2 separate regions of the Mus musculus genome follow, and region 2 is linked to region 1. A link is a contact called in ENCODE Hi-C or POLR2A ChIA-PET data. All regions are on one chromosome and are shown on one strand. Each heading gives the region's core, a stretch centred on a gene start or an enhancer-like site at or near the end of the contact. The rest is flanking DNA. Distances are from core to core; before and after follow the strand shown.

What was found. A loop is a pair of places that touch in the nucleus more often than their neighbours do. ChIA-PET counts read pairs that join two places held with the same protein, here RNA polymerase II (POLR2A).
Region 2: a loop to region 1 is called in a map of heart, with 8 times the contacts of the local background. The contact joins the promoter of Slc30a5 here to the promoter of Mrps36 in region 1. A Hi-C loop is called at or near these places in 11 of 37 maps with a recorded cell type or tissue (gastrocnemius, heart, left cerebral cortex and 1 more). POLR2A ChIA-PET finds 5 or more read pairs at or near these places in 4 of 5 experiments (Patski and embryonic stem cell).

The regions. Positions count from the first base shown.
Region 1 is chr13:100,742,710-100,746,545 of GRCm38, reverse strand. It overlaps Mrps36 (mitochondrial ribosomal protein S36), which reads left to right and starts at 1,887. Exons shown (of 4, transcript NM_025369.3): 1 at 1,887-2,016. The coding sequence starts at 1,978.
Region 2 is chr13:100,831,804-100,835,193 of GRCm38, reverse strand. Slc30a5 (solute carrier family 30 (zinc transporter), member 5) reads left to right here and starts at 1,767. Exons shown (of 16, transcript NM_022885.2): 1 at 1,767-2,093. The coding sequence starts at 2,017.

The DNA.
Region 1 (3,836 bases), core at 638-3,137:
TGGCCTCGAACTTCTGACTCTTCTGCTACCACCTCCCAAGGATTGGAATTATAGGCATCTGTCATTAGTTACACTCGTTTTATTTGGTGGCACTAGGAATAGAACTCAAGAGCCTTGGATATTCTAGCCAGTGCTGTAATACTAAGCTATATTTGTATCCTCTAAATACATTTTTGACTGTCTTTTTGGCTTGGTTTATGTGTGTGTGTGGTACTTACATGAGTGTACTGGTGTGTACCCATACCCACAGCCCACCCACACACAGATGGTTGTGAACAGTCATGTGAGTACTGACTGCGACTTGAGCCTGGGACTTCTGAAGAGCAACGGTGCTCTTTCCTGATGAGCCATCTCTTCAGCACCCTCTACCTCAAGCTTTTTTATTTTTATATTTTTGAGGCAGGGTGTCTTGTTAAACCTGGAGCTTGCTATTTCAGTTAGACTAGCTGATTAGCAAGGCCTAGGACCAGTCCATTTTTGCCCCCCTCCCCTGCTCAGTAATGGGGTTACAGATCCATGTCCTCATGCCCAGCTTTGTGTGCCTGTGCCTGTGCATATCTCCTGAGGCCAGAGGACGATTTCTGTATTGATTTTTGTCACTCTCTGCCTTATTTCTTGGAGACAGGGTTTCTCATTGAACCTGCAGCTAGGTTGGTGGCCAACTAGCCCCAGTGATGTAATCTTCCAAATGTACACAGCTCCAATGATCCAATCTTCCTATCTCCAGACCTACACAGAACTTCAGCTACAAGAAACAAACAGAGGGAGGCTGGAGAGATGGCTCAGTGGTTAAGAACACTGACTGCTCTTCCAGAGGTCCTGAGTTCAATTCCCAGCAACCACATGGTGGCTCACAACCATCTGTAACAGGACCTGATGCCCTCTTCTGGTGTGTCTGAAGACAGTACAGTGTACTCCAAAATAAATAAATGTTAAAAAAAAAGAAAGAAAGAAAGAAAGAAAGAAAGAAAGAAAGAGAGAGAGAAAGAAAGAAAGAAAGAGCAGAGCACACACGCTTCACACCCAGGAATCTCATAAAAAAAAAAAAAAAACCACAAAACCAGAATCCGAAATACACATGCAAAGAATATGTAAGGTTGAAAGAAAAAGTGCCCTGACTTAACCTTATGAGACAAAGGACTTTGAGCAATGCTGTTGAGTTCATTTTGGATTGGCTATTTACTGCTTGGTACAGGGCCTTAAGAGTGGCTTGTTTTCCCAGTGAGACTTCCTTGAAGAAAATTTTAAGTTTTCATTTGGGAGTGGCTATCTGTGCTAGGGATGGGGACACGTATACACTCTTTCTCAGCTCGAGGACCCCATCTGATACACACCCTATGCATGCTGCTGCTGTCTTGGAAAGTTTATATGTGTGCCAGCCCTGTTGTATTTAGAAGGCCTTGATTCTTTGGAGTCCTCCACCCAGCCCCTCTGTGTCTTAACACTTTTTTTCTCCTATTCTTTTGCAGAGTTCCCTGAGCCCTGAGGGGAGGCACTTAATGAAGATATTCCTTTTAAGGCTGAGTGTTCAAAGGTCTTTCATGATGCATATTGCCTGGCTGTGGCTGTGATCCCCATCTGCTTCAGGAGACTTCTCTGAGGATGGTTGAGCAAGGGAGGGAATCTATGTAACTCCCAAGTTTTAATAAAATCGTTCGTGTTAGGAAGCCACAAGAGGTGGTTTCAGATTAAATTTCGGACTGTACTGAAATTAGAAACTAGCTATCTAGGAGGGAAATGGTCCTAGATAATTTAGGATGACGAACCAAATAGTTCAACTGGTTACAGCACAACGTTGTAATTGGAAGGCCAGAGGTGAGTGTCTAGGCGGGAAGAGGGGCGGGGCGGACGCAGAGGGGTGGAGTTGTCCCTTATAGCTCCTCAGTGACATCACACAGGCTCCGCCCCACGCTGCCCACTCCAGATACTTCTGCAGCTCGTCTGCGCCCCGGAAGCTGCCCCTGCTCGGGGGTCACGATGGGCAGCAAGATGGCTTCCGCCACCAGGGTCGTGCAGGTAAAACCCGGGCCGCTCCCGCGCTTGGAAGGGAGGGAGGGATGGTGCAGACGCAGCGGCAGCGCCGGGAGGAAAGGCGGTGCCAGAGAATGCATCGTGACCGCGGCCCTGAGGAGGGCCAGCGGGTGTATGTGTCTGATAATGGAACCTACGGGCTCCAGGGTGGCCCGGAGTAAATTGGGTCTGGCGCCAAGGGTTCGAGGCCCGCGGCGGGTGGTGGCCTCTGGTCGTGTCCGCTCGTGCTCGTCGGAGGTCGGAGGATTCCCCAGCACCTCCTTAGCCCTCGTAGTCTGCGGACTACGCTGCCCTCCAGCAGTCCGGCCAATCGCTGTTTAATATTGTCCGTGATGTTCGCCAGCCAGCCAATCCGGAGGAAGGCCGTAGCGGGGCGGGGAAGGAAGCAAATCCTGGATCTGATCTGGTGTCCCTTCAAGGACTTGGGAATGGCCGGATAACCGGCCCCTTTGCCTGCTACCTCCCTTGGAGCTGGTTAGAGTTGATCTCTTCAGGCTCTTGGCTAGAGATGCGGGAATGAGTAAAATTCATGCTATTTAAGTTTATTATACTTACTAGTATGTGTGTTTCAGGGTTGGTTTGCCAAGCCTTTCTCCACTGTGCTTAGATAGGCAGCTATGGTAACACTGCTATTCCACCCATCAATTACTAACTGCTGACAGCTTTTTTTTTTTTTATCTACTTCTCCAGCTGTGGTCTCTAAGAAGGAGACGTAACAATTCATGAGTAAGTGGACACAGCCTTTTGTAATTAGAGAGTTTTAAAATTCTGAACATGGAGTATTTTCAGATTAATCTTCACTTATATGCTTTTCTTTTTTTTCTTTTTTTTCTTTTTTTTTTTTTTTTTTTGGGCACAAACACATTTTCTCTTGAAGTTGTCGGAATGATGACCCTAGACCTTTGGAACCATTGCAATGAATAATCTTCAGTTAAGCATTCCGTCGGTAGGCACGGAGCATTGAGTACGATTTTGCAAGCTCAGAGTAGCTGACAAAGTCTGTTATCTGTCCTATATAACCTCATACGTCAATAATGCATATATAACTCAATCTGGAGTGCGGAAAGGAGCGGACATGGTGGCACGCTCAATTAATCCCAGCACTCAGGAGGCAGAGGTAGGCAGATCTCTTGTGAGGTAGAGGCCAGCCTGGTCTACAGAGTGAGGTACAGCCAGAGCTCTGTAGTAAAACTAAGTCTAAAAAATAAAAAATAAAAATAAAGGTGGTGTGTATGTAGGAATTGATATAGCAAAAGAATATAGTCACTGGAGTGATAAGCATTTGAAGACATGCTTGGAAATTCTTACTTTCTGCATTGGCAGGGGGTCCGATCCCAGCCCCCACACTGGTTGTAGCCTCAGCCTAGAGAGTGAGAGGGGAAGGCTAGCAGGGCTCTAGAACTCGCTAGCTAGCTAGACCGATGAGTTGTGGGTTCAGGGCGCCTGAAGGAGGAGATCCTGTGTTGACTTTTGAGCTCCACATGCATGTACATACCACACATGCATACATTTCACAAAGACACAAATGCACACACAAGCAGGGGCAGGTGAATCTGAGTTTGAAGCCAACCTGGTCTACATAATGAGTTCCAGGACAGCCAGGGCCACGTACAGAGTCCCTTCTTAAAGGCAAGGAAAGATAAGAAAAGAAAGGAGGAAAAAAAAAAGGAAAGAAAAAGAAAACTCTTACTCCATTCCGATGGCTCAGAAGGGAGGGGACTTGATTCTGTGACCTCAGTTTGGTCACCGGGTGGAAGGAGGGAACCAACTCCTGAAAGCTTAGCCTCTGGCTTCCACATGCACAC
Region 2 (3,390 bases), core at 518-3,017, 89 kb before region 1:
CCACCCCCTCTCCAGGCAATCTTTTAAACCCTGAGGCTTTCCCTGTGCTGGGAAGAGCACAGGCACTTGCCACCAGTCTAACTAAAAGGTTTGTTCCTTGTTTCTTCTGCTTCTGCTTCTGTTACTTCTTCTTCTGCTTCTGTTACTTCTTCTTCTGCTTCTGTTACTACTTCTTCTTCTTCTTCTTCTTCTTCTCCTTCTTCTTCTTCTTCTTCTTCTCCTTTTAATTTATCAATATGAAATGACTCACAAACTCTTTGCCAGCCTTTCCTGTTTATCAGATGCTCTTTGGAAAACCTCCAGACTTTAACATGTTACACTGTCAGCTGAGTCTTGCTCTCAGCTTGCTAACTACTCTCTACCACAGATTAAAGGTAAAGCCTTTGCTAGCTTGCTCACATACATGTCACTTGGACTCTTTGTGTGTGTTCAAATTCAGTAGAATAGTATCAACTAATTATGATTTGTCCTTCTGGAAACCCCACTTTCTCCTTCAAATCACCAGTCCAAACCTCCCTCAGTAATAATAGCTAACACTTACTGAGTAATACTAAATGCCACTCACATTCCCTCTGAACAGCTTTATAATATAGATATTACTATTCCTACTTTCCGGAAAGGGGGTGTGTGCCTATAATGCCAGCACTTGGAAGACAGAAGCAGGGAGACCAGAGTTCCAGTCCGTCCTTAGCTATATATCAAGTTGGAAGCCAGCCTAGGCTACATAAGACCTTGCCTCTATATAACAACAACAAACGACGAACGGGAGGAAAACTAAACAACAGATAGGTCAAGTGACTACAATTGTTTATTTCTTTTCTTGTTCCTTTTGAGACAGGATCTCACCTTGTAGTCCTGGCTAGCTTAGAATTCAGTATGTAGACCAGGCTGGCTTCAAACTGCCTCTGGCTATAATTGGGATTAGAAGCATGCGCCACCATGCTGACCAAGATGTCCACAATTATTGAGACTCAGACCAATAGAGACCCAGGTACCTGTAAAAAAATAGCTTTTATATAGATATGTCTACACTAAGTAATATCATTTCAAAGACAGGATTGAAGAAAATCAATATTTTTAGAAAGGGAATAAAATTGTTTACAATAGCACACCTGTAGCCCCTTCCTTCTGTGTTCCCTCTCACACACTTGAGCAGGTTAGCCTGTACTCCTGCCCAACAATTAAATCCACAAGCAGTTGCCTTTCTCCATTGTTTTAGCCTCCCACTCTGCGTTATCGTATCATCAGAAATCCAAAAATAATAATCTCTTTGTGGGAGTCACAGGCACTTCAAAAAACTTTTAGCTTTCTCATTAGAAAAAAAAAAAAAAAAAAAACAAAAAAAAACCGTTAATGCACTTGAGTTAGCAACGCCTATATGTGGCTCACGCCTGAAATTCATCATCCAGGTTTATGAGGCTAGCCTGGGCTACATGCTGAGTTCTAGGTCTATCTGGGCTACAAAGTGAAGCCGTTTAAGAAAGAAGAACCCTGAAGCAAAGGGCTAAGCTCTGTTTGTTAACACAAATATGCATTTTCTAGGGGACCATCCATCCATCCCTCGAGCGAGGAGAACACGCTGTAGCCAAGATGGACCTTAGGTGGCGCTGCAGGGACCTCTTAGGGGCTTCTCTTGAAGACGCGAGGAGGGGGCGGGTCGAGCGGAGCCTTCCCAGCGGTGGGAGGAGCCTGAGTGAAGCGAAGCCACGTGTCCACCAGCGCGCAGGCGCAGGATTGGTCACTCCCCCGGGAGTGAGGGCTGCCGGGGCGGATGACGTGGCCCGGTAACGTTCCTGCCCGTACGGCCTCCGGGGAACGGCGCTGCCGGAACAGCCCGCGGCCTAGTCCCGCCCAGCGTGCGTGTGCCTGCTTGCCGAGCCCGGGCTAGCGGCGGAGACTGCCGAGCTTGCGAGGACGCTGCTGACATGGGGGAGTGACGCGCCTGCGCCCGCGCTTCCGCAGCGGCGGCGAGCCATGAGGAGAGCCCGCGGCGCGGGCAGCGGCTCCTGAGCCTGCATGGAGGAGAAGTACGGCGGGGACGCGCGGCCCGGGCCCGGCGGTGGCCTCGGGCCGGTGGACGTGCCCAGCGCCCGGTAAGGTGGGATTCCACGGCCGCCGGCGGTGCGGACAAGCTTCCCGCCTTGCTCGGACCCCGCGGGCTACCTCTGCGGTCCGTGGCTTGAGATCGGCGAGCGGGCGGGAGTCTGGGCTCGGGACGCACTGCCTGCCAGGTTCCAGTCCCTAGAGAGAGAGGATCTGAATGTCCCTCCCTGCCACTTAAGTAACGCAGGGCTCCGTAGCCTGTCCCACGGCTCGCCCAGAGGATATGCGCAAGGTGTCACCGTCTCAGGCGAAGAAACCAAAGTACAAGCCGATGAACTTGGGTATACAGCACAGCAAAAATGCAACCCTGTCATCGAGTTTTCGTTGCCGTGGTTTTGTGGGGAGAGGTGGGGGCTTATTCTAATAGTACGAAATGTACGTTCCCCCTCTCCCCCAAAACTCATGCCGTACGGGGATTCGTAGCGTGGAAATTCTTTACTTTTCCTCCAGCCTAAATTATTTTCCTTTTCCTAAAGCCTCTAGCCAGTTGTGCCCTTAGGTCCTGTCCTAAGTTCTGAGGTGGTGTTAAATAAAGCCCAACAATTTCGTTCAAACTGGTTAGCAGTATGTACGATGAGATTTCGTGATTGTTTTTGAAAAGGTTCTTAGACCGTGGTTACAGCGATACCAGCTAACTTTTGTCTGGGGGGGTGGGGGTGGAACCCATATGCCGAGTAGAATTTAAACCAACTGCGGGATTTGCAGAATGCATTTGGTTTTCTGTCTATTTTCAGCAATTCATTTATAGCATGTCACGTGTCAACCAGTGACCATAAAACAGCTAGATGCAGAAGGGGCTAGTGCTATGGTTTGGTAATAAAGGGAAGTAATAGAAGGGACAAGACTAGGTCAGGTCACAAAATTGGACTATGGAGACAGATTAAAGTATCAGATCTTTGTTAAATTTCCTGTTGATAACTCCAGATTTCATAGCAGAGTTGCCATATTTTTAGGAAATACAAGGGTAAAATGTGATATACTTCATTTACTCTCAAACAGTTCAAGGATGGGGGGGGGGGGAGAGTGAGAGTATAAATAGTTTAAACGTGGTAAACATCCTTTGCCAACTTACCTGTATTATTTGCTTGGCAGAGTTGCCCTTCTATCGTAGGTTATTACAGAATTCAAATTTTGACTCAGAGCTGGCTGAATTTCAAGGGATTTCAGGTTTCCAGAGTTTTCTGTATGCTCGAGCACTGGATCTTAACTGCAACATTCGAAATGATCAGATCCTTCCAGTGTGGTTATTTTTATGCCTGAGTGCACAAATTCCAGTGGTCAGGGCTG